Regions from separate parts of the Homo sapiens genome. Here all the other regions are linked to region 1. Evidence: read pairs that join two places in POLR2A ChIA-PET (ENCODE). Cell type or tissue: HepG2. All regions are shown on one strand.

Region 1 (8,000 bases):
TTGTCTTCGACTGAAGCTTCCAAAGGTGGAGACCTGAGGGCCAAGACCTGTCTGCTGGCTACAGGCACCATGGGCTGAACTGTCCAGGATAGGTGGTCTTGCAGGGGAGGGCTGGTGTGTGACCTGGCCATTGAATAGGAGGGGCCTGTCCTCCTTCCGAGCTCCAGGAGGCAGACTGGCCGGGAGGCTGAAGCCCGGTTCACCCTTCTCCCCAGTTCACAGGTCTGGGCCCTGGTCAGGGGAGCAACCCCAGCGTCACTGCAGGAGTGGCAGGTGGTGAGCAGAGCTGGACATCACCACTTGTCTCCACCCAGCCTTGCATGGCCCTCTCTGCCAGCTGCCCTGGGCTAGTGTTGCCTGTGGGTGCCACCATGGGTGGGGACACTCGCCACCGTCTGTGGAGGCGGGGTGCCACTGACTGCTGGTTGAGGCTGGCTCCTGTCCTTCCTTACATTGAGCCAGAGTCTGCCCTGTGTTGCCTTCCCAGCCACCTTGTCTGGTGACTTTCTTTGAGGCCCCAGGATAGGGAAGCATCTTTGTGGCTGCACAGAGCCCGTGGTCCCCTGGAAGCTCTGCACTTGGGCGGCCGGCGCCGTCAGCCGCCCCCCACAGCCTGCGCTAAGATCCCTAGTAATTACAGGCAGGCGGGGATGGTGCTGGCACCGGCCTCCAACGCACTTCCACCTCCCCCGAGCGCTGATTCATTCCTGGCCCCTGGCTGTGCCTGTACAGCTGCACAATGACTTGAGGGGCCTCAACCCAGAGGCAGAAAGGGAGGCCGAGAAGGGACCCGTTTGGCTCTGTGACTGCAAGGGCTTGATCTGTCCTGCCCACGGATTCCTCCTTTGGGCATGGAACGGCGGCCAGCCTGTGAGGGGCCCATCGGTATTTGGGAATGAACACATCTTGTTTCTGGATTCTGGAGCATTCATGCTTGAATCACTGTCCCGCCTTTGCTGAGGGTTTGCTCCCCGGGCGGTGGCCTGGGCCCTCTGAGAGCTCCCTGGAGGTGGTGGCAGCTCACACCACATGCAGTTGGAATCCCTGTTTCCCAGGGCTGTGGGCAGTGCAGGCTGAGGAGGTGGCCCTGGTGTGGGGCTGGCCTAGGCAGGCTGAGGGCTATTTCTCCTACTGTGGCCCAGGGGCTCTTGGTGTTGGTCCTGCAACAAGGGGACCAGAAAGCCCAGGGAGCAAGAGTGGAGGAGGCTGTGGAGATGGTGGGGAGGTAGGGCCTGAGCCCATGCTGTGCTGAGGAGTCCCCTCTAGGGGGCAGGAGGCTGGGGATCTGCCTCTGGCGGGGGCCCGTTTCTGCCTGTCAGGCACAGTGGCGCCCCCAGCACCTCCCTCAAGTTAACCCCCATCTGCCCCTGGTCTTTTTGACTCACGCTATAGAGCCTTGTCTGCTGGCTCTTGGTTTGGTCACCCCTGAGCTTTGGAAAATGCTGCCTGGTCCTTGGGCTTCCTGCCAGGCCTGCCGGGAGGAGTCTTGCCTGGCCAGTCCCCTGGCCATATGACCTTGGCCAAATCTTGCTCCCTGGGCAGTGGGTACAGCGGGCAGGATGCTCCCAGGGTCCCTGGAGGCTCTGGGGCCTGTCCCAGGTCAGGTGGCACCAGCCTTGGTATCCTCAGTGCTCTAGTCCTCACTCTGATGGGCAGGGGTGGGATGCACGCGGCACCATGAGATCTGATGTCCTGGGCCATGAGGTGCTGGGGACCCCTTGTTGGGGGAAAGGCTGTCAGTTACAACAGGGTGCTTTTGCTCTTGCTTAGAGTTTTTATTTTATACTTACTGGAACAGTTGTCTTATAATTGGGTAGTGTTTTTTCGTTTTTTGTTTGTTTTTTGTTTTTTCTGTTTTGTTTTTGTTTTGTTTTTGGAGACGGAGTTTTGCTCTTGTTGCCCAGGCTGGAGTGCAGTGGCGTGATCTCGGCTCACTGCAACCTCCGCCTCCCGGGTTCAGGTGATTCTCCTGCCCCAGCCTCCCAAGTAGCTGGGATTACAGGCATGCGCCACCACGCCTGGCTAATTTTATATTTAGTAGAGGTGGGATTTTTCCATGTTCGTCAGGCTGGTCTCGAACTCCCAACCTCAGGTGATCCACCCACCTCGGGCTCCCAAAGTGCTGGGATTACAGGCATGAGCCACTGCGCCTGGCCCTGTTTGGGTAGATTTTTCAATAATCATATATTGAATTCATGTGAAGTAAATTGGTAGGGTTTTCTTAAAACTTATTTTTCATGAAGAGTTTGACTTCTGAGTCACATTTCAGCTCTGGGCTGTCAGTGTGCTTGTCCACTGGGCACCTGCCCCTGAGCCGTCAGGGGTGCCAATGCCAGAACACCTCCTGAGTATGTCTCTGAGATTTTCTTCCAAGCCCCTGCTCTTCCATTTTTGTTACTGGCACTTTTTTTTTTCTTTTCTTTTTTCTTTTTTTTTTTTTTTTGGAGACAGAGTCTTGCTTTGTTTCCCAGCCCGGAAGGCAATGGTGTGATCTCACCTCAACTGCAGCCTGAAACTCCTAGGCTTATACAGTCCTCCTGCCTCAGCCACCTGAGTAGCTAGGACCACAGGCGTGCCCCACCTGTGTGCCTGGCTAATTTTTTTTTTTATTTTAATTTTTGGTAGAGATGAGGTCTTGCTATGTTGCCCAGGCTGGTCTTGAACTCCTAGGCTCAAGCAGTCCTCCCACCTTGGCCTCCCAAAGTGCTGGGATTACATGTGTGAGCAAACGCACCCTGGTGCTTTCTTGATCAGCAGGTTTTCAGACAACGGCCAGGCCTCCTGTTCCTTCTTCGGATGGTCCTTATGTGTTTTGTACACTGAGCTGTCCAGGCGTGCCCCTGCCTGGTTGTGGCAGGGGACAGTCAGCAGGTGGGCCATGCCAGGTGACCGCCTGCTTGTCATGGCTGCCCCAGTGGGAGTCGCAGGACGTGAATGGTGGAATGCGCTGGGGTAGCACAGGTGCCTGTGCCGGAAAACAGCGACATCTTGACATTAGAATGGGGGTGGGGATGGTGGTGGGGGAGAGGGTGTCCCCTAGCCGCAGGAGCTGGAATCTGTCCAGTAGAGGGTTTGTCTCACCCAGAGCCAAGCTTGGTCTGGGTGGATGCTGCTAGTGGCGGGCAGAGTGGCCTTGCTGCTTCCAGGCGGGGCTTTTATTTTAATTTAATTTAATTTAATTTATTTAAGACAGAGTCTTGTTCTGTCACCCAGGCTGGAGTGCAGTGGTGTGACCTTGGCTTACTGCAGCCTCTGCCTCCTGGGCTCAAGCAATTCCAAGAAGCTGGGATTACAGGTGTGCGCCACCACACTGGCTAATTTTAGTATTTTTAGTAGAGATGGGGTTTCACCATGTTGCCCAGGCTGGTCTTTAACACCTGGGGTCAAATGATCCTCCCACCTCGGCCTCCCAGAGTGCTGGGATTACAGGCGTGAGCCACTGCATCCGGTCTAGGTGGGGCTTTTAAACCAGTGGGTGTGGTGGAGGCCGAGATGCCACCACCTGAAATGAAGTGGACCTGGGTCCCCCCATACCCGTTTTTCCAGCCCCCTCTTCCGTGGCCGACTATGTCTGCCAGAGGAGGCCTGTGTCCATCTCCATTTGCCCCACCACGGAAAGCCCGTCCTCACGCAGTCCAGGCATGGATGGAGCATCAGCCTCCACCTGTCCTGCTCCTGGGCTGAGACTCCAGGGCCTCGGTGGCCCCAGGCCGTGGAGCAGAGCTGTGGGCTGCGGTCCGACCGGTGGCAGGAGTCCCATCTAGGGATGTGGCTGTGAAGCTGGGGTGCTGGGGCCTGGGCGGTGTCACTGCTGTCTCATGCTCTGGCTCTGGGGACGGCTGGGCCCACAGCGTCCTGGCACCCGGGAGGCCCTGTCACTGCTCACACTGGAGCGTCCTGGCACCCGGGAGGCCCTGCCACTGTGCACACCGGACACTGCGCTGGACATTCTCTGTGCTCAGCCTCGTTACTGTTGCTTCGTGTGCGGGTCCTGGGTGTCCCTGCCTGACAGGGGATCCTCGGTTCAGGGAGAAGTGTGTCCCCGCCCGTAAGCTGGAGTGGCTGAGCTCATTGAAACTGCAGAGCCAACTCCAGGGCCCTCTGGCTCTCCAGCCGCGCGTCTGTCCTTCCGTTCGGGAGTTCGAGGAGTTCAGGAAGGCGTTCTCGCCGCGGGGTCTCTGTTTTCTCATTAATTCAGTGAGACGATAGCGTATTTCCTGGCACAGAGAGTACTGGGTAAGTGGTGGCCACGATCGCTAGCTTGTGGGACAGAAAGTTCTTCAGAGATCAGAGGTCAGTGGTCCAGAGCAGGAAAGCCCCGCCCCGAAGCTGCTTGCCACTGTCTGCTTTCCTGGGATCCTGTGTTCCTGAGTGTGGCCACAGCCCCCGGGCTGGCACCTCCCACCTGCCTGACCTGAGGTTGGCGGGAGGTGGGGCCGTACAGGCATTCCTAAGCTGCCTCCCTGCTTGCTCAGCCACGGTTGCTCCTCCAGCCGTGAGCCCAGCCCGAAAGACCGGCCAGTGCCTTCACAGGGAGGGGATGGATGGGGCAGCGGCCTCGGGGATTCTTGCAGGCCAGGCGGTGACCAGACTTGGGTCTGCGATTGGCGGTAATGAGTGACCTAGTGACCGGGCCTTTCCACGTTGGAGGGGGACCAACACGGCGCCACAGACTGGTGTGCCCACAGGACGGCCGTGGCACCTGGCTCGTCCCTATGTTATCTGTGCCCTCTTTCTTGTAAGGCGCTGGTCCTATGGGATTAGGGCCCGCCCTAGTGACCCCAGTTACTTTTATCGCCTTCCTAAAGACCCTGTTTCCAAACACAGTTGCACTGCGCGATGCCGGGGCTTAGAACTTCAACACGTGCATCTTGGGAGGGGACACAGTTCAGCCGTGACACCCAGCGGACCCCACCCGTGACGGAGTGCAGTAGCTGCTGGAGGGGCCGAGTCTCCCATGTTGCCTGGAGGTGACCACCTGTCTGTCTTCAGGCTGATTGTATTACGAGCCTATGATGGTTTTCCCTTCCAACCTCAGTCAGATCGCAGCCCGCAGTTTATGACAACAGGAAGGTTTCCACGGGGACAGCTGATTCTATTGGACGAGCAGTCAGCTGGCAAGGCGCCAGCTCAGTGCTGGCCACAGGCGAAAGGCAGCCGGAATGCACCGTCCCGTGTGGGCCGGACACCCCGTGAGGCTGAGCAGTTGCTAAGTTCTGTGACCCGGGCCAGGGTGGCTGGACATTGGAAGGTGTGTGTAAGGGGCTCTGTCCCCATTGAAGCTGGGATAGGCAGGATGTGCCTCTCGGACAGGAAGGAAGTGGCCAGACTGCTTGGTGCTGTGTTTGGACTTTGCTGGGCTGCGGCTCCTCCTGCGTGGGCCGGGTCATGGTGTCCTGCGTGCAAGGCCCCACGTGTGGCTTTTGCCCTTGTGGACCTCTGCTCCTTGGGACCTCGTTCAGGAGGGCTCAGACTTGGGGCCCCTGAGAGTTGAGGACGCCAGGGGAAAGCTCGCAGAGGGCGTGCAGGTGTCCAAGGCCCATGGAAAGGGAGATGCTGCTGCAACCCTGAAAGGGAAGCAGGGCCCCAGGCTGGGGCTGGGGGCCCAGGGGAATGGCCGTGTGGCCCTTCCCACAGGCGGAGGGCAGAAGCGCCTGGCTCAGGAGCTGACCTTAGTGTTGGCATTTGTCCCTGTTGTTTTTAGCTGCAGCATTCATGGTCCCTGTCCTGGGACCTCCCAGGAGCCTGGCGGGTAGGGCAGGCAGCATGAGGGAAGGAGTCCCTGCACCTCGGGCCCCTCCTGGCGGGAGGCCACCTGCTCCTGGTCATATCTGGGCACCGTGCCAAAGACACAAGGAATCACTTTATTATGATGTGGATGGCTTTTCTGTGGGTGCTCCTGGAGGCTGAGAACTGGAGCTACCACCTTAGGGGACATCCCAGCCCCTCACGCTGATCCCACCATGACCCATGGCCAGGCTGCCCAGGGCCCTGCAGGAGTCCCTGGTATGCGTGGGACCTGGGTGTCTCCCTTCGGTCTTCCAGGAGGGGCTGGGGTGTGCCCTCCATCTGTCTGATCTGAGTGGCTCTGGGGGAGTCTGGGTCAGCCAGGCCACGCCGAAGCTGCCCTTGGAGAAGCCTAGTGGCCCCTCCTGACCCCCCGGGGAAGGGTGGGGGACCAGCCCCCTCTGTTGTGGAACAGGCTGGCCTCTTCCTGCCTCCAGAGAGGTGCCTGCTTCCTGACACCCAGAGCCCTCTGCGGGGTCTCATGGCCTGGGGGGGCTCATGGTGGGGGCCCCTGGCACGGCAGAGGGGTTTGGCCACCCAGTTTTCTTCTCCCCTCGGCTGTGGGGACCCTATTAATACTCACAGGGAGGCAGAGCTGCCGGCTCCTGCACGCCCAGCTGCAGGGGGTAAGGAGGAGGATGGTGTCTCTGCCTGGTTTGTCACCGTCCCCCTTGGGATCCCGTTCTGCAGGCTCCAGCCCACCTTCAGGCCCCCGTCCTAACCCTGCGCGCCGTTTCCTCCCAGAAACTTCCATGCATCCCCTCGTTTCCTAAATCCGTGTACATGTGTTTGTAGTTTGTCTCCGACTCAAACCAAGTAAGATGCAGTTCAAGATCTGCCTCCTCCAGGCAGCCCTCCCAGCTGTGCTCCTGGAGTTGGTTTTCTTCCTTCAGGAAGGATCCTCCAGGACAGATGTCCAAGTGTTTAGAGGGGACAGGACTGTCCACACCACTCCAGCCAGGCTTCCTTCACACCCCCACAGCCCCCACTCCTCTTGCCCTGTGAGCCAGCTCCCAGGCTCTGGAGCTCATCGGTGCTCCTGTGTGTGGGGTCAGCAGTGGCCCGCCCTGGAGGACGCTGCCACCTTCCCGATGCTCTCTGCCCACAGAAGTCCCCCAACCCCCCTGGCAGCCAAGGGAACTGAGCCTGTGGCCCCCGGACAGCAAGCTCTGAGGTGTCCTCCCGCGAGGACACTGTCCACTGCTGCAGGGCCCCTCCTGTACCTCCCTAGTCCATGCTGTACATGTGGCCGGGGGTTTCCAGGCTTGGCTCTGTCCCGTGCGCCCTTCCCTGGAGCCTGGCATCCTAGGCAGAGTCCCGTCAAGTCTACGTGGACCAGAGTCGTGGGTGCTGTGAGGTCCGTGTCTGTGTGTGGGGTCCTCATGCTGTGGCTGTGGTGGCACAGCGGGCTGGGGGAAGCCCCTCTGGCACTGCCGGCCCCGCAGCTGCCACCGGCTTCTGCCTGTCGCGACAGAGGTGGAAGTGAGGGCGGTGGTCCAGTGGGCAACAGCGGCCTGGCCCCTCAGGAGCTGTGCTGGTCCGTGGGCGAGGGAGTGGGTGGGCAGGGCCCCTCCCCTCAACAGTCAGCCACCCTGGGCATTGGCCCTCCTGGGAGAGGCCAGGTGGATCGAGTCACCCTTTTTCCTGATATTACTGGAATGTGGCCTTTGGGAGCATGTCAGGTGCAACACCAGGACCAATTGGGAGAGAGGGACCGGGCTGGCTGTGTGGTCAGCAGGGTTGAAGCCAGGACTCTGGGCTCCACCAAGAGCTGACAGGCTGGCCCCTGCCTTCCTGAGCCTCACTTTCATCTTGTCCAGTGTAAGATGGGACAGTGACTCTCATGGAGGGGCTGGGTGAGGATTAGGGTGATGAGGGTCTAAGGCAGCCGGAGAGGGTCCTAGCATCGACTCTTTCTCTGTTTGTTCTTCTGAGTAGATAGAAAACACGGCTCAGCCTGGCCACACACAGACACATGTAGCACACACACAGGTCCACGTGTGTCCAGCACACGCATGAGTGCACATGCACAGGTAAACACGTTCATGCCCACAGCACACACATGGGTCCAGCTCATGCCCACAGCACACACGGGTCCACGTGTGTCCAGCACACGTGTGAGTGTACACGCACAGGTAAACACGCAGCTCATGCTCATAGCACACACACAGGTCCATCTCATGCCCACAGCACACGCACGGGTCCACATGCGT
Region 2 (8,000 bases), 87 kb after region 1:
CAGGGGAGGGGCCTGGCCTAGGGCTTCCCGGCCGCTGGCCCGCGCCCGCCCTCACCTGTGCACGAAATTGTTGCGATGAAGGTGCAGGACGCCACAGGCCACCTCACAGGCCATGCGCTGCAGGGTCCGGGGGTCGGGAGCCATGGACTCCGCCACCCGGCAGCTCCGCAGGTAGCCCTTGAGGTCCCCCTGCAGAAAGGGGGTGTGGCGCAGTCACCAGCAGGCTGGGGGCTGGCCACCCTGGGAGGTCCCCACCTACCTCCCCAACTCCTCCACCCCTACCCACAGCTGAGGGACAGCAGCTGCCCAGAGCAGCCTCGTGCCCTGCACAGTGGCCAGCACCCAGCAGTTCCTGGAGGGGGGCCGTGTCCCCCAGGGCTGGGCTGGACTGAAGGCTTCCTCTCCACTGCCCCTCAGCCAGCCCCGGGCAGCAGGAGTCCCTTGGCCTGTGGTAGAGAGAGAAACACAGGGCCCAAGTGGATCTGCTTGATGGAGTCTGGGGCTGGTGGTCGAGGGTTGGCCGGCAGCCCCTGACCTGCCGAAAGCCCAGCCCCGGGACGGTCAACGTCAGGAGTCCAGACGCCAGTGTGTGAGGGCCCCTGTCCCGAGGGAAGCCAGCAGGGGATCCAGCCCAGCCACAGACAGCCTCGGCTCAGTGCAGGAGCTGCATATGTGGAAGGGGGTGGGGGGCAGGTCTCGGGGGAGGGGGAGACGGGTCCCCGGGGCAGGGGGGCGTTGATGGGCAGGTCTCAGGGGGAGGGGGGGACAGGTCCCCGGGGCGGGGGGCGTTGATGGGCAGGCCCAGAACTCCAGGCAGCCTGGGGAAGTGGCCAGGCCCAGCCCCCCATGGCAAAAGCAAGCCTGAGTGAGGCCGTGGAGCCCAAGTGGGCCAGTGCCCCCCCCCAGTTGGCCCAGGATGCCTCCTCCTGAACCACAGGGCACACAAGCAGGTGACCAAGCAGCTGGCAGCTCCCCAGGGGTGCAGGGAGCCCCAGCCCAGGCCTGTTCTGTGCCCAGCCCCCACAGTCCCTCCCTGGTGAGGCTAGGTCTCCCCATCGCCTCCTCTGGAAGGTGGTGGGGGCAGGGTCCCTGGGTCTTGGCTTTAGGGAGGATGTGAGGCCCCCAAGGAGGGGGTGGCACCAGACACTGGCAGGGCAAGGGAGGGCCCCGGCTCAGCAAAGACCCCAGCATCCCCCCGGGCAGCAGCTCACCAGTGGGCAGAACTCCATCACCAGCAGGTAGGGCGTCACCTCGGCGCACTGGGCCAGGCACTGGAGCAGGTTGCTGTGCTTCAGGGCCCTGCGGGAGTGGACAGGCGGCCCCTGACTTGGGAGGAGGTGGGGAGGGGGAGTCGGGCCGAGCAGGGGAGGGAGAGGAGGGGGCCGCACAGCACAGGCCTTTGTGCCCGGTGGCCTCCCACCTGTAGGGCTGCACCTCCTCCAGGAACTGCATCTGCTCCTGCACGCTGGCACTAGCCTGCAGCTCCTTCACCACCACCTGGGCACTGCTGATGCCAGAGTTCACCTCCCCCAGGAACACCTGTGGGACAGACAGCATCACCCACGGCTGCTCCGCCTCCACCGGCCCCGGCTTCCAGGCCTTACTCTTCTCCCACCCGCCCCACGCCGGCCCCCAGGACAGGACACTTCTCCTCCTGTGCCCCGTCCACTCATTGCAGCGTGAGGTATGGCTTCCGGATCCCTCCCGGCAACCCTCTGGCTGTAATATTCTGAGTCTTTCGTGTTACTCTCCCCACAAGGTCCCCCGCTGCCCTCTCTCTCTCTCTCTCTGGGGGTTTGAAGTGAGGAAGAGGGACCCAGGTGTCTCGTTTAGGCCAAGGTCAGGGGAAGGCCATGAGCAAGAGGCTGCTCCTCTCCCTCCCAGGGCCCCTCCCCAGGTACCTCTGACCCCAGGACCCCCTAGGGAGAAGGGGATGCAGCCAGATGCTGAGGACCTCCCTGGGGAAGGGTCCAGCAGGGCCCAGAGACTGAAGAAGGGACCGTCGGGGCTGGGGTGGCTCCTAGGAGGAGCAGGTCTGCAGCCCTGTGTCCCTTCTGCCTCCCAGGCGGGAGTCCTCCCTCCCAGGCGGGACACGTACCTTCCCGAACCAGCCACGGCCGATTTCCTTCAGGTACAGGAGGCTGTGCCGGCCCACGTCTGTGGACTTGAGGAGCTGCACTGTAACCAAGCAGGGGGTTCAGGGACCCAGTGTGGCCTCCGCACCCCCCAGCTTCCTCACCCGGCCCCTGGAGGGGCTGCCCGCTTGGCCTTTTCTGGGAAACTGTCCTGAGTCCCTAGCACCAGCTGGCAACCTTGGGGCCACCATCAGGAGCCAGGGTCTCTTGAGAGCAGGGGCCGCTGCTTCCCAGAAAAGCCACGGAGCTGCAGGATCCATCCGGGCATCTTTCTGGGTAGGTCTGGAGAAGGTGCCTGAAGCCACTGGGATAGCCCGGCCAGGGACAGCAGGGCCCGGAGCTCGACCCGTCACATGGGCTGCACCAGGCAGGCAGTGTGGCTGAGCAAGAGGCTGGGGCCACGGCACAGAGAGGGCACTGGAGCGGCCCACCCCCACCCTGCCGCAGGCTGGCATCCCACGCCGGGCGCACCAAAGGCTCCTTTGTTGGGGGCTGCTTGGCACGGCCCCGCACGGAGCACACTGGCCCATTCTCCCCGAGGGCCAGGCCGGGTGAGGTCAGCGGGAGGAAGGGTCAGTGAGGCCCGGGACGAAGGGGCCAGCGCTGGCAGAGCCCACTCATGCCTGCCCACGCCCCGAGGGATTCCCCGAATTCTGCTCCCACGTCAACTGCCCAGAGGGCTGACAGGCCTGGGTCTGAGCCTGGCTGCCAGGAGAGCCCAGGGGGAGGGGGCTCCTTCCAGGGCCTGGAGACCCAGAGAATGTAGAGGCGGGGCAGGGCAGAATTGAGCGTGTGGGCCCACCGGGTGCTGTGTCCTGAGCCCAGCCTGTCTGGGCGGCCCTCTCTCACCCTGGGGCGCCCAGGCCCACACTGTCCCTGAGCAAGTGTGGGGGTCCTGACCATGGGTGCTGAGACAGTTCAGAGGCCCTGGGCACTGCCGGAGGCAGCAGGCAGCCGTCCTTCTCTGCGGTCCCCAGCGGGTGGGGCCATTGCCCAGGTTTCTCCCCGCTGACCTCTGGGGCTACTTTTCTGACCTCACCCCAATCTCTCTCCTCCCTAGAAGCACATTCCTCCCCCAGAAAACTGAAACCAGAGCTGCAAAAGTAGAGAGACAGGTAACCAGTGCCTTCTTTCGGGCTCCTGTTCGCCAACCCCAGTCCCCACAGCAATCCTCCAGAGGTGGCTCTGAGAATCTTCGGGGGCCAGGCACACACCTGCCCCTGGACCCAAGGGCAGTACCCCCTCGGATGGTCCCTGGCAGCTCCCAGCAGGGTCAGCACAGGGCTCAGGGACCCCCACAGCCATCCGGGAAGGTCCGAGGGCCTCACGCTCTGAGTGGGTGGCTGCAGTCCTCCGCGCCCGCCCACAGATGTACTCGAGCTCAAGTGCCAGCCCTGATTCCTGCCGAACTGGGAACCTGTCCTCCAGGAGATGGGGCAGAGTAGGACAGGCGTTGAGGCCTTGGCTCCAAAGCTGGGGGCTGGGGGCCCTCTCTAGGTCCCAGACCAGTGCCTTGGGCCTCTCAGCCCACGATGAAGGCTAGGCTCTCAGGGCCCAGCCAGGCACAGTTCATAGCCAGCTCTCAGGGTCCAGCCAGGCACGGCTCAGAGCAGGTGAGGTGGCCTGCATGGCACCGCAGTAACAGGCCCTGGTGCCAACAGAGCCCCAACAGGGCTGGCAGGGGCCCCTCCCACTGGCCTGATACCCCTCCTGCCTCTGTGTTCCCAGAGGAGCTGGGGGTGGGCAGTGATGGGGGAAGCCTCAGGCTGGAAGCTTCCTGGGAGGGGGCTTGAGATCTGATAGCTCTGGAGGGACCCGCACCCACCACCTAGGCTCCAAGACAGAACTGGGAGGTCCTGAAGCCTGGCCATTCACCCCCAAACTCCCCAGCACGTCCGCCCCATGTGAGTGGTCGGCCTAGGACCCTAGGATGGGGGCAGATGAGGCTGTGGCTGAGGCCCTGCCTGCACCTGCACTCCTGGGTCAGCCCCACCCCTCGGCCCCTCCTCGCAGCCTGAGTGAAAGGCTAATTCACCACCCGCCCACACGGGCCCCACCAGCGCCCCTCCTCCTGCCATGCACAATGGAACCCGTGTCCCTGAAGGGCTGGCGCTCAAGGGGGCAGGAATCTGGGGTCAAGCATCCCTGGACTGCAGAAGAGCCCCTGCCCCCAGCACATGGCCATGTCCAGGACCAGAGAGCCCGCACCCCTGCCCCAGTGCCCACCCCTGCCCCGTGCCCACCCCTGTCCCTGTGCATAGCAGCCCCTTGGGCAGGGGAGGCTGGAGGCCGAGGGCTGTCCTGGACCCTGCCAACCCCTGGCCGGCCCCCAGGCCCAGGAGAAAGAGGTACATGCACCTTTGGCCCCACAGTGCGGCCTGTGACGCAGCCACAGGGAGTCCAGGGCTGCACACTGCGTCTACCCCACAGGCCACTCCCAGCCCTGTGCTGCCCCCACTCCAGAGCTGAGTCTTCCGGTCTCCCCAGATCACACCCAACGCCCAGCACCTGGGCCCCGGAGGGAGGCCACCCCATCTCCCCACCCAGCCCTCACCTGAGCGCCCAGGCTGCTTGGCCATGGGCAAGGAGACCTCCGTGAGTGGCAGGACGTACACGTCGGGCCCGTTCTGTGCTGCCGTGGCCGGGGAGCCCTGCGCCAGGTCGGCTGCGTACTCGTCCCCCTCCGCATTCTCAAACTCCTGCGGGCCGGGCCGGGCATGAGCGGGGCTTCTCGCAGGTCAAGGAAGGGTGTGGCTGGGCCTGGAAAGGCCCCTTTCTTCCAGGGCCGAGCTCCCAGGGCAGGGCAGGAGGGGGTGCTCGGCCCAGAGTTGGAGCCACCGCCCCTGCAGGCCAATGGCCCAGCACCCCTGCTAACTGCCCTTCCATCTGTCTCCTCTTGCTGACCCCCACGCCCCCGACCAGAGGCTCAGTTGTTCCATGAGGGGCCAGAGGCAGATCCCAGAGCCAAGAGGACCCATCTCAGACTCCAGAAAGGGCGCGATGAGCTGTAGGCACCAGCGCCTCAGCCTGGCCTCAGTTCCCCCATCCCTCCCTGGCGGGCAGCCCAGGCTGAGCCCCACCTTGGGGCCTGAGGGTCTAGAGGCAGGGAACCAAGGGACAGAGGTGAGGGCACTCAGGCCAGCTGGCCCTGCCCATCCAGAATCAGCCCCCAGCACCTCTCAGCCACCCACATCCCGAGCAGCCCCTCACCCCGGGCTGTGCCTGGGGTCCCACCCTCCCATGGCGCAGCTTCGGGGACAGGAATTCCATCACCCCCTGCCCCACAGTCCTGTGGGAGAAGCAATTAAGTGCCCCCACCCCTGCCGGGACAAGGAGCATTCCTGGATGTCTGGGAGCCCAGAGCCAACCGGCCACCTTTACCCTGGGCAGCCCACCTGCCACCGCCATCTGCCCCAGCAGCCTTGGACCTTCACCTGGTGGCCACACCACCTCCGGAGCTCCCAGAACTCCTTAAGAGCCTGGCCCCGTGCAGCCTAGGGCTGGGCCACTCCCTGCCAGGCTGCTATTTTGAAATGTAGAGGCTGCACCTGTATAGGGGATACCCCACCCCCAAGTCCAGGGCACATTCCTGCGCTGAGAGCCAAAGTCTCCAAAGTCCTGGGCCCAGCTGAAAGCAATTGCTCCAGGCACACAATGACAGCCCCAATCCCTGAGCACTTGGTACAGCCTTTCTGTCCTTCCTCACAACCCCCAGTGCCCTGGTGGGGAAGCTGAGGCTCAGAGGAGTCAAGGGACTTCCAGCTGGATGCTGGCCAGCACCCGGGCTGGTGAGTCCGAGGACAGGCAGGTGCAGTGGGAGGGGAGGCCTGGGCTCCTCAAGTACGACGTGTGACCCTGGGGACGCCTCCCTTCCCTGGGCTGCAAAGAGAGGGGCAGGTGGCTCTGTCGGTATTCCCGCAGGCCAGGCCCAGCCTGCCCTTTCGGAGCACACAGCCACTCAGGGATGGGGGACGCAGGTGCTGCGTGGGCAACTTCCCCTCCCCGGGACCCAGAAGACCACCCCAGAAGCCCCCTCTTGGGCCCTCCAATCCCAGCCCCGGCCTGGCCCCACCCATCTGGGCTTTGTAGAGGGGCCCAGGACACAGATGCTGTCTCTCCCTGGGGTCGGGCCCGGGCTCCAGGCATTACCTGCTGCCCGGGGGCCAGCCGGGTCCTGCCGATACAGCGTGCAATCAGGTAGCACAGGGTCAGCATTGGGGGCCTGCCCAGCCCCTTCCCTCAGCACAGCTCCCCACCAGGGAGCCCAGCGCAGGTCCCCAAATCCCAGGAGGGAGCCCAGTGTGGAGGCAGGACTTCCCAGGGGCACACTGGTGCTGGAATGTTCCGGGCACCATGTTCCCAAGGAGGTGAGGAGGGCGCAGGAGGAGGAGCTATGGCCAGCCCTTGTTTGGGGCCTTGTTCTTACAGTGCCCCAAGGAGGGGCCACTTATACAATAGCCCCACTCGTCCCACCCAGGCCCCACCTCCACTCCTGCTCCCGCCAAGACCTTGAGGCTCTGGCCTCGGGATCCCCAGGAAGGCGCCTGCGCGGCCTGGCCTGGCCCCTGGTGCCAGCGGGTCAGGGGTACATCCCAGAGCAGGGTGGGGGCTCTGGGCAGGAGTGCAGACCCCACAGCCTGGGGCCACAGCTTTGCCCCCCAGGCACGCAGCTCCTCACTGGTTGATGGGGCCTGTGGCCACTTCAGAGGGCTCTGGAAGGTTGAATGGGCTGGAAAATGTGGCCTTTAGAAAAGGCAAAAAGGCCACATCCAGCACCGTCACCTGCCAGGCCAGCGGGACAGGTGGGCAGAGCCAGCTCCTTGGCCCATTCTGCGTCATGACATACCAGGGGCAGGGAGGACTCTGGGACTGTCTCCCAAATGGGGGTGGCGCCAGCTGAGTCATGGGTCACTTAGTAGGAAGGCACCCTGAGATACAGACAGGGTGCTGTGCGCGCTGCAGAATGCCTCCTCCCACCCTCCTCCCTCCCTGACTTCTCCTGGCGTAGGAATCTGACCTCTGGCCCAGGGGTGGGGCTGACCCCCGTGGGCGTGTGAACCACCAGAGGTCCAGGCCAGGGTGTCATTTGCTCATCAGCAGGAATGGGACCCATGGAGACTCTGGGAGGGGGAGGCGATGCTGGCCGGGGTTCCTTCTGCCTGGCCCTCCCTGCTGCTCAGAGTTACAGCTGGAGGTGGGCTGGGGGTTTGCAGGGGGAGGAGCAGTGCTTGGCACCTGTCCTTGGCCAGGGGCCTTGGCCTCCAGAGGGGCAGCCTAGTGAGGCCAGGCCTCACCCTTGGCGGGGCTCCCTAACCAGCAGGCTGGGCTCTAGCATCACACATCGTCCCCTCCAGAAGGCAGAAGATACCCCGCGCAAGGTGACTCCAACTGGCAAGAAGGTCCCTGTGCCGGGAAGCTTGTCTGGGCAGCCCGGACTCCCCTTTGCAGATTGAATTCGGAGGGACGTGAGAGCCCCTTGCAGAGGCAGCTCCTCCACCAGGAGTCGGGCCTCTAGGGAGGCAAGCCCCCTCCCACACCAGCTCCAGAGCCCCCGACGCCCCCTGCAAGGCTGTCCTCAGCCTCCGTGAGTGCTCGGGCCCAACCCCAGGCTGGAGTGGGAGCGTCAGACCACGCCCCCCACAGAGGGCCTCAAAGTCGAGGAAGCTGGGGCAGGTCCCTGAGGAGGAGCTATGGAGTCCCTGGGCCAGGGTCCACGTGGTCCCCAGGTGGCCCCACAGCAACTACGGCCACCCAGCAGCCACCTTGATGGCCCCAGGAAGGAGGGAAGCTCAGGGTCAAGTGGACGCTACAGGCCTTGCCTGCGGGATCCCACGACAGCTCCCGCGGCCCCCAGGCCTCACCTTG
Region 3 (8,000 bases), 84 kb before region 1:
ATTTGCAGTATCTACGAGTTACAGAATATATATAAAAATATGTGCAACTGTCTGTCGTGAAAAAAAACGGCAAACACCACACATCGATAAGGATTTGGGGACATTGGCTTGTGTGTGTCCTGCCGAGAGTGTAGATGGTCACCCATTTGGGGAATGAAATGGCCTTCCCTGGGGAGATCAGAGTCATGCAGGATACATGACTGGCAGTTCCGTTCTAGGCGCTTCCTTCTCCACCCGCAAGGACACGTGAAGTTGTTGACTGTGACATGGTTCACAAAGCCAGGGGCAGCTCAAATGACGGGGTTAGTTGTACAGTGGAAGGTAACGCAAGATTAAATGAGTTAACCAGAGCTGTGTGTCTTGGGCCAGATAAATCCTCAAAGCCTAACATTAAAGAAGCAAGTTGCTAGAAAATAGGCCCCATTTTGACACTGAAGAGGTTTTTTGAAATGTGGAAGGCATGTTACGTTGTTGATGAGCGTGCGTAAGCAGGAAAACCTCAGCAGCCCCTGGGAGGCGCCCTCAGCCCAAGGGACAGCCCTCCCAGGCAGGCGCAGGGGCAGACGATGCTTTTACTGTGTCTAAAATTATGCTTCTCTATGAAAAAAAAAAAAAAGAGCAAACAATGGTAAAATGTTAGCAAAGTTAGAGCTGAGTGGTGGGTACAAGGATTACTATGGTGTTCCTTTCTGTATCTTAAAATGGTTATCATTACAGTTTTAGAACTGAATCTGGTTTTAAATACAGGCCGTCACGTGAGGTGGGGGTTGCTCTGCTCTGTCTAATCCCCACACAAAGGGCAGCCCTTGCCCCATTCTCTCCGTCCATCCCTTGCTGACGCCAGCCGTCGGGAGTCAGCCCCTTGCTGTCTGAAGGCTGCCGGCCCGTGGCCCATGCCGAGCTCCTGTTTGTCTCAGAAGAACCGGCTTCCTCAAGCTTTGATAGGGCCAAAAGGAGGACCCTCATCTTCAAGCCTTAACAGCCTTCCTAAAGTCACCCAGACCTGCCAGTTCTGCCCAGGCGTCCAGACGGCAGGCATCTTAGACGTCGCTGCAAGGGTCTGCTCCAGATGGTGAGCACCTTAGACAGACGTTGCTGGAAGGCACTGCTCTGAACGGTGGGCACCTAACAGACGTTCCGGGAAGGCACTGCTCCGGATGTTGGGCATCTTAGATGTTCCTGGAAGGCACTGCTCTGGACAGTGGACACCTTAGACAGATGTTCCTGGAAGGCTCTGCTCCGATGTTCCTGGAAGGCTCTGCTCCGAACAGTGGGCACCTTAGACAGACGTTCCTGGAAGGCTCTGCTCCGAACAGTGGACACCTTAGACAGATGTTCCTGGAAGGCTCTGCTCCCTCTAGCGATGCCTGGGGCATAGTCGAGTCAGGGGAAGACTCAGAGTTCCAGCTCAGAATTGTCGCCCCAGCCTGGACTTGGGAGTTCCAGCTCAGAATTGTCACCCCGGCCTGGACTTGGGAGTTCCAGCTTAGAACTGTCACCCCGGCCTGGACTTGGGAGTTCCAGCTTAGAATTGTCACCCCGGCCTGGACTTGGGAGTTCCAGCTTAGAACTGTCACCCCGGCCTGGACTTGGGAGTTCCAGCTTAGAATTGTCACCCCGGCCTGGACTTGGGAGTTCCAGCTTAGAACTGTCACCCCGGCCTGGACTTGGGAGTTCCAGCTTAGAATTGTCACCCCGGCCTGGACTTGGGAGTTCCAGCTTAGAACTGTCACCCCAGCCTGGACTTGGGAGTTCCAGCTCAGAATTGTCATCCCGGCCCGGACTTGGGAGTTCCAGCTCAGAATTGTCACCCCAGCCTGGACGTGGGGCACACCAGGGTCCCTAGCGGGAGCTCATATGAGGCATATGGACCCACCAGATGGGCTCGATGGTGGCAGGGGTACCTTGTAGCTGCTGGCCAAATTGCTGCCCAGAGCAGGCCCCAAAGCCTGCCCAAGGCAAGGGCCCATGGGGTGATGCCATGTCCCACTGTATCTCTCCAGGAGCTGGGATGGTGGTGGACTGGGAGCAGGAGACCGGCCTCCTCATGAGCTCAGGAGACGTGCGGATCGTCCGGATCTGGGACACAGACCGTGAGATGAAGGTGCAGGTAACCATGCAGGTGTCCCCCAAGCCCTGGGCCTGTGGGGCAGTGTGTGCAGGGCTGGTCCTCGTCACAGAACCCAGCAAAGTGTGCGGTGAGGCCTGGCCATCCCAGGGGTGGAGTCAGGGCCTGGGAGGACAGTGCCGGGACAATGCTGGGAGGAGACGTGGGCTCCCTGAGGCCTCTGGATGAAGGTGAACTGCAACACCCAGCCCTGCGCTGCAGTATGGCTCAGGCTGCGCCAGCTCTGAGTGTTTGCAAGTAGTGTCTTCTCTCTGCAAATTAAGGAATGTCAGAAATCAGTAGGGTGACCAATTGTAAATTAGAATGATTAATTATTTGGAGGCGTTTTTTTTTTTCTTTTGAGATGGGGTCTCACTCTGTCACCCTGCGTCACCCAGGCTGGAGTGCAGTCGTGCAATCACAGCTCACTGCAGCCTCAACCTCCTGGTCCAAGTGATCCTCCCACCTCACCCCCCCCCCCCACCACCAAGTAGCTGGGACTACAGGCATGCACCCACACGCCTGGCTAATTTTTTTAACTTTTTGTAGAAACAGGGGTCTCAGTATTTGCCCAAGCTGGTCTCGAATTCCTGGCTCCGGCAATCTTCCTGCCTTGGCCTCCCAAAGCACTGGGATTATAGGTGTGAGCCGCTACAGAAGACAGAAGATTTTTGTTTCTTTTTTTTTTTTTTTTTTTTTTTGAGACAGAGTCTTGCCTTGTCGCCCAGGCTGGAGTGCAGTGGCGCGATCTCGGCTCACTGCAAGCTCCGCCTCCTGGGTTCATGCCATTCTTCTGCCTCAGCCTCCCGAGTAGCTGGGACTACAAGCGCCCACCACCACGCCCAGCTAATTTTTTTTTTGTATTTTTAGTGGAGACGGCGTTTCACGTGTTAGCCAGAATGGTCTCTATCTCCTGACCTCGTGATCCGCCCACCTCAGCCTCCCAAAGTGCTGGGATTACAGGCGTGAGCCACTGCGCCCGGCCAGAAGCCTCTTTGCTTCTTAAAGCATCTGCTATTTTCAGTTTTGACAAAAAGCGGAGTACATTGGTTTTGCCCAAGACAGCCTGGAAAAGTGGTAGAGACCTAAGCAGGCCGCGCTCAGCAGAAATCTAACTGCATTGACTTCATTTGGAGCAGAGGCGAGACCACAGATACTGTGAGGGGCAGCGCCTGAGGTGGCTTTAGAGCCAGTATTCCCTTCCTCTGGGTCCCCAGGGAGAGGTGTGGCACAGAGGCCATACCCAGCCTCTCTCCCGGGCAGGCCATCTGGTGTCAGGAGGGATGGCTCAGCCCTGCTGCCGTAGAGGGCGGTGTGGAGCAGGCCCAGCAGAGGGGAGGCCTGGGCACCCTCAGCTGCTCGAAGCTGCTGTGGTTGCTCTGGGCAGCAGCAGCCCGAGAACCTGGCCCAGGCCTTCCCGTGTGGGCAGCCTCCCCTCTGACGTGACCGTGGATCCCTCGAGGCACCAGCAGCTTTCATGGCACCTTCTTTGGGGTGGGGGGGTCTTGCACCTGTCTGGAGCTGTGGCTCCACACGAGACGTAGCCCTCAGGGCACAGCGTGGACACCCTGATCCTCAGGGTCTGGTCACCAGTGGGGGCTTAGAGGCCCAGGTGGCCTGCGGGGCAGGTGCTGTTCCTGCAGAGGTGGGTGGAGGCACAGAGCGCAGCAGGTGCTCCCAGAGCCGGCTCTGCCCCTCGCAGGGGTCTGGCCCCATCATCCCCACGCCTGTGTTTCCTCCTGGAGTGCACAACCCAGCACCGCCCATCGTGCGTGGAAAGCGCTCTCCCTCTCGTGGCCCTTTTCCTCCTGCGTCCCTGGCAGGTGCCATCGCCCCCGCCCCCGCTTCTCCAGCACTTAGAGCCCCCGAGGGAGCCAGATGACCCCTCCTGGACTCGTCCCATAGCTCATTAGAAGTTCTGAGACGCAGCCAGTGAGGAGTCCTTGCCAAAATGTGCTTTGCTTTCCTTTTTAGGAAACAGAGAGAGGTTGGAAGTTTAATTGGCACTGACAGCCAGTCCTTCCCAGAGGCGTTTGCAGGCCTCCGCTCGGGGTGGGGCTGGCCTCTGCCTCACTGGCTGGGTCCCAGGCGCCTCAGGGCCTCAGGGCTGTCCCTCCAGGGCCAAGGGATAAGGGCGTGACTCATTGTCCTGCCAGCCCCTGCCTCTCCCTGGGACTCCTGGGCTCCCCAGGCCTTTGATGCTTCCCTGGATAGAGAGAAAGGCCCCTGCAGCCAGGGAGGGTGATCCCCACAGCCAGGCAGGCAGCAAGAGGGGTCCTGGCGCTGCAGGACAGCAGGGAGGGTGGCTCGGTGCCCCGGTCTTCACCGGGCTGCCTGTGTTTGGCTCTAGGACATCCCTACGGGCGCAGACAGCTGTGTGACGAGTCTGTCCTGTGATTCCCACCGCTCACTCATCGTGGCTGGCCTCGGTGACGGCTCCATCCGCGTCTACGACAGAAGGATGGCACTCAGCGAATGGTACCTTGACCCTGTCCTCTCCCTCCCCGAGTGCTGGCAGGGTACCTTCCAGGTGGTAGGGCCGTGTCACTGCCATTTGGTTGGGTCCAGGTTTCTCAGTGAGATGCAAAGCTTCCCCAGGAGCCTGCAGTGGCGTATTTAGGCCAGTCCTGGGCTCCCCAAAGCCGCCAGGCCCGTCCCACTGAGGCCCATCCCACAAAGGTCTGCCCCACAGAGGTCCACCCCACAGCCTATGGAGGAGCACAGGGGACAGGCCATGTGGGATGAGCCAGTGGACTGGAGGCAGAGGCTGTCGGGGTGAGGCAGGGCCGCAGCCAGGCACCTGCCACCTCTGAGCTCACCTGAACAGAATACTGCCACTGCCTGCCACCTCCTGGGTCATGCAGCAAGTGTCTGGGGAGGGATGTCTGAGGGCACACACGTGGGCACAGCAGCCCTGGGCACTGCCTCCACTGAGCACCCCTGTGGGCAGGTGCTGTCCGCGTCTGGCAGAGGACAGGGTACACGCATGGGCACAGCAGCCCTGGGCACTGCCTCCACTGAGCACCCCTGTGGGCAGGTGCTGTCCATGTCTGGCAGGGGACAGGGCACACGCGTGGGCACAGCAGCCCCGGGCACTGCCTCTGCTGAGCACCCCCGTGGGCAGGTGCTGTCCGGGCCTAGCAGGGGACAGTCCGTCTTGGCCCACACGGCTCATGCAGCAGAAGTAAATTTCACCCAGCACAGAGCGAGGATTCCCAGAAGGTCCTTGTGCCTCCAGCTTCATCAGCTTTAGGTCTGGGATTCTCATTCCTGACCCTCCAGTCTGCACAGATCGGGGAGACACAATGAGGAGTTTTGAGGGAAGCAAAGCAAAGGGTGGGCAGGGCCTGGGAGCGCTGCGATGGCCGCCTGGCCCCCGTCTCTGGGCAGCTTCCATGTGGCTCAGACAGTCCTCCAGCGGCCTGACGGTGACCTAGGGCCCAGCCCTGAGCCAGCCTGGGGAGGACACAGGGGGTCTCTGCTGGAGCAGGTCACCTGGAGGGGGCTCTGACCCTGCGTGAGCACTAGCCCCTCGTGGGGAGCGGACGGGCGAGGGCCTGCGGACCCGCTGGCACAGGCAGACCTGGGCAGCTCCCGGTGAGAGCCCCGAAGGGTGGGGACGTCCTTCAGGGAAGCCCCACGCTGAGCGTGCCCCCTCCCCTACAGCCGCGTCATGACGTACCGGGAGCACACAGCCTGGGTGGTGAAGGCCTCCCTGCAGAAGCGTCCCGACGGCCACATCGTGAGTGTGAGGTGAGGAGCGCCGATATTTAGCAGCCGTTCTGCTGTAAAAACATTATTTTCCCCTCCATTTAAAATACGTCCTTGGTATTTAAACAGCTGGAAGGGGATGGCATTTCGGGCAGTAATTAACTCCTGCCCTGGAACTGGCCAGAAAGATCAGGCGCAGCCCGTAGGGGCCCAGGGGCCACAGCTGCTCCCCTGCTGGGGGACACCTGACCTGCAGGCGCTTTGGGAACTTTCCTGGGCTGCCAACTGCGGAGGGTTCCGGGGGGAGTTGGGCAGCTGCTCTCCCTCCACGGGCAGGGGTGGCAGGGTGGCAGGGGCGGCGCGTCTGCCAGGCACGTGGCAGTTGTCTGCACATAAATTCAGTTCTGCCTCTTGGTAAATACAGCACCAAGAGCAGGGAATATTTATTTGCCTATTAAAGGAAGAGCAAGATGTAATTTATGAATGCAAAGCCAGCATTTCTTCAAAGAGATGCTCTTTTCCCCCTTGTTTGTGATATAAAAACCAAACATAACTCTTGGGATGGACGCCTGCTGGGGGTGGAAGGCAGGAGCCACGGGGCCTCAAAAGGGCCAGGCCATCCCTCTCTCGGGCCACAGCCTGCCATCCAGGCTCTGTCTCCCGGGACTGCAGGCCCCGGTTGCATGAAATCTAATCTCTAGCTGGAAATGAAACCAGGAGCTCACAGCCTCCTCCCGCATCTGTGCTCATGGTCATTTCTCTAGGCCAGAAAGCTCCGCGCCTTTTCTGGCTCTGAGAGAGCTTGTGGGGGACAGCCTTGGCCCTGAGACCAGTATGGGTGCATGTCTGGGCCCCACCTGGGCAGCCCTCACTGGGGACGCTGAGCATCCAGGCAGCTTTTTCCTTGAGCAGTGTGTGTGCAAACAGGTGTGCGACCCCACACACCTGGTTCCACCGTCCCCCTGGCCAGGCCCCTCATGGGGCCTCCGGGAGGAGGTGTCACTGTGACCCTCTCTTGGCAGCGTCAATGGAGATGTGCGCATCTTTGATCCCCGGATGCCTGAGTCGGTAAATGTGCTTCAGATCGTGAAGGGGCTGACGGCCCTGGACATCCACCCCCAGGCGGACCTGATCGCATGGTAGGCGCCACCCACCTCCCTGGCCTGCACCGCTCACCCGCCTCGGGCCTCTGTGCAAACGGGAGGCTCTTGTGTTCCTGCCCCCAGGAGCTGAAGGAGGGCAGGGGAGGATTTCACTGCTGTGGGGACATAAAAACAAAAGATGTCTGCCCACCACATCCTCCCAGGATAAACTCTCAGGGCCCTGCCAGGCCCGAGTCCTCAGTGAGAGTGACCAGAGGGTCACACCTGCCCCGAGCCAGCCTGTCCCCGTGGTCTAGCCGGCCTGTCCCCGCGGTCTCGGCATCTGCGCCCATCTTCCATCCTCAAAGAAGAGGGCAGTGATGCCGGGACCCTTTCTCTCCCCACAGTGGCTCCGTCAATCAGTTCACCGCCATCTACAACAGCAGCGGAGAGCTCATCAACAACATCAAGTACTACGACGGCTTCATGGGCCAGCGGGTCGGCGCCATCAGCTGCCTGGCCTTCCACCCGCACTGGGTCAGTGTGGCGGTGGGTGGGGGTCGGGGGTCGGGGGCTGGGGTAGAGGGATGGGAGGCAAGGGGACAAGGCAGCAGGGGTCCTGCCTGGCTACCCCACACCACAGTGGGGCCCATTGGCTGCCTGAGGGAGGGACTTGCCTGGGTCCCAGGATCTCTAGGGCCCCTGCCCCACCCTGCACTCGCCCCGGAAGCAGAGCCCCAGTCCCGTCACTCCGGGAGGAATTGACACACAGTGGCTGGGGCAAAGCTCCTGCCCTCAGACCCTGCACTAAAGCCATCCCTGGGGACCTCCAGGAGAGTCGCTCGGGGTGTCCATCCCTGTGCGGCCCTCACCCCGTCCCCTGTGCGGCCCTCACCCCGTCCCCTCTGCGGCCCTCACCCCGTCCCCTCTGCGGCCCTCACCCCGTCCCCTGTGCGGCCCTCACCCCGTCCCCTGTGCGGCCCTCACCCCGTCCCCTCTGCGGCCCTCACCCCGTCCCCTCTGCGGCCCTCACCCCGTCCCCTGTGCGGCCCTCACCCCGTCCCCTGTGCGGCCCTCACCCCGTCCCCTCTGCGGCCCTC

What was found. Peaks named below come from ENCODE experiments on the same cell type or tissue, not always from the same donor. Only the 100,000 strongest peaks of a DNase experiment are listed, where the experiment ranks them.
Region 2: POLR2A ChIA-PET joins it to region 1 with 6 read pairs; 5 of 35 experiments call an interaction of 5 or more read pairs at or near these places.
Region 3: POLR2A ChIA-PET joins it to region 1 with 8 read pairs; 3 of 35 experiments call an interaction of 5 or more read pairs at or near these places.

The regions. Positions count from the first base shown.
Region 1 is chr17:81,039,716-81,047,715 of GRCh38, forward strand. The region is part of intron 1 of BAIAP2 (BAR/IMD domain containing adaptor protein 2); the gene reads left to right. Among named protein-coding and RNA genes, the nearest start is that of BAIAP2, 8.6 kb to the left of the region's middle. RefSeq lists enhancers at 1-59, 3,500-4,045, 6,228-6,772. In HepG2, a CTCF peak has its summit at 1,285 (motif pointing right); DNase peaks (open chromatin) are centred at 1,251, 4,366, 5,146, 5,736 and 1 weaker place; H3K4me3 peaks cover 2,086 bases.
Region 2 is chr17:81,126,372-81,134,371 of GRCh38, forward strand. AATK (apoptosis associated tyrosine kinase) reads right to left here. Exons shown (of 14, transcript NM_001080395.3): 2 at 7,997-8,000; 3 at 4,690-4,834; 4 at 2,099-2,178; 5 at 1,421-1,539; 6 at 1,212-1,299; 7 at 56-189. It overlaps MIR1250 (microRNA 1250), which reads right to left and starts at 6,937; the gene lies at 6,825-6,937. LOC124904079 (a long non-coding RNA gene) reads left to right here and starts at 2,787. Exons shown (of 4, transcript XR_007065937.1): 1 at 2,787-3,250. In HepG2, a CTCF peak has its summit at 3,120; DNase peaks (open chromatin) are centred at 4,200, 4,530, 5,749 and 7,130; H3K4me3 peaks cover 3,161 bases.
Region 3 is chr17:80,955,621-80,963,620 of GRCh38, forward strand. RPTOR (regulatory associated protein of MTOR complex 1) reads left to right here. Exons shown (of 34, transcript NM_020761.3): 29 at 2,004-2,110; 30 at 4,458-4,585; 31 at 5,774-5,860; 32 at 6,841-6,957; 33 at 7,308-7,437. Among named protein-coding and RNA genes, the nearest start is that of CHMP6, 32 kb to the right of the region's middle. RefSeq lists an enhancer at 3,767-4,284. In HepG2, CTCF peaks have their summits at 523 and 3,406; no DNase peak of the experiment used is centred here.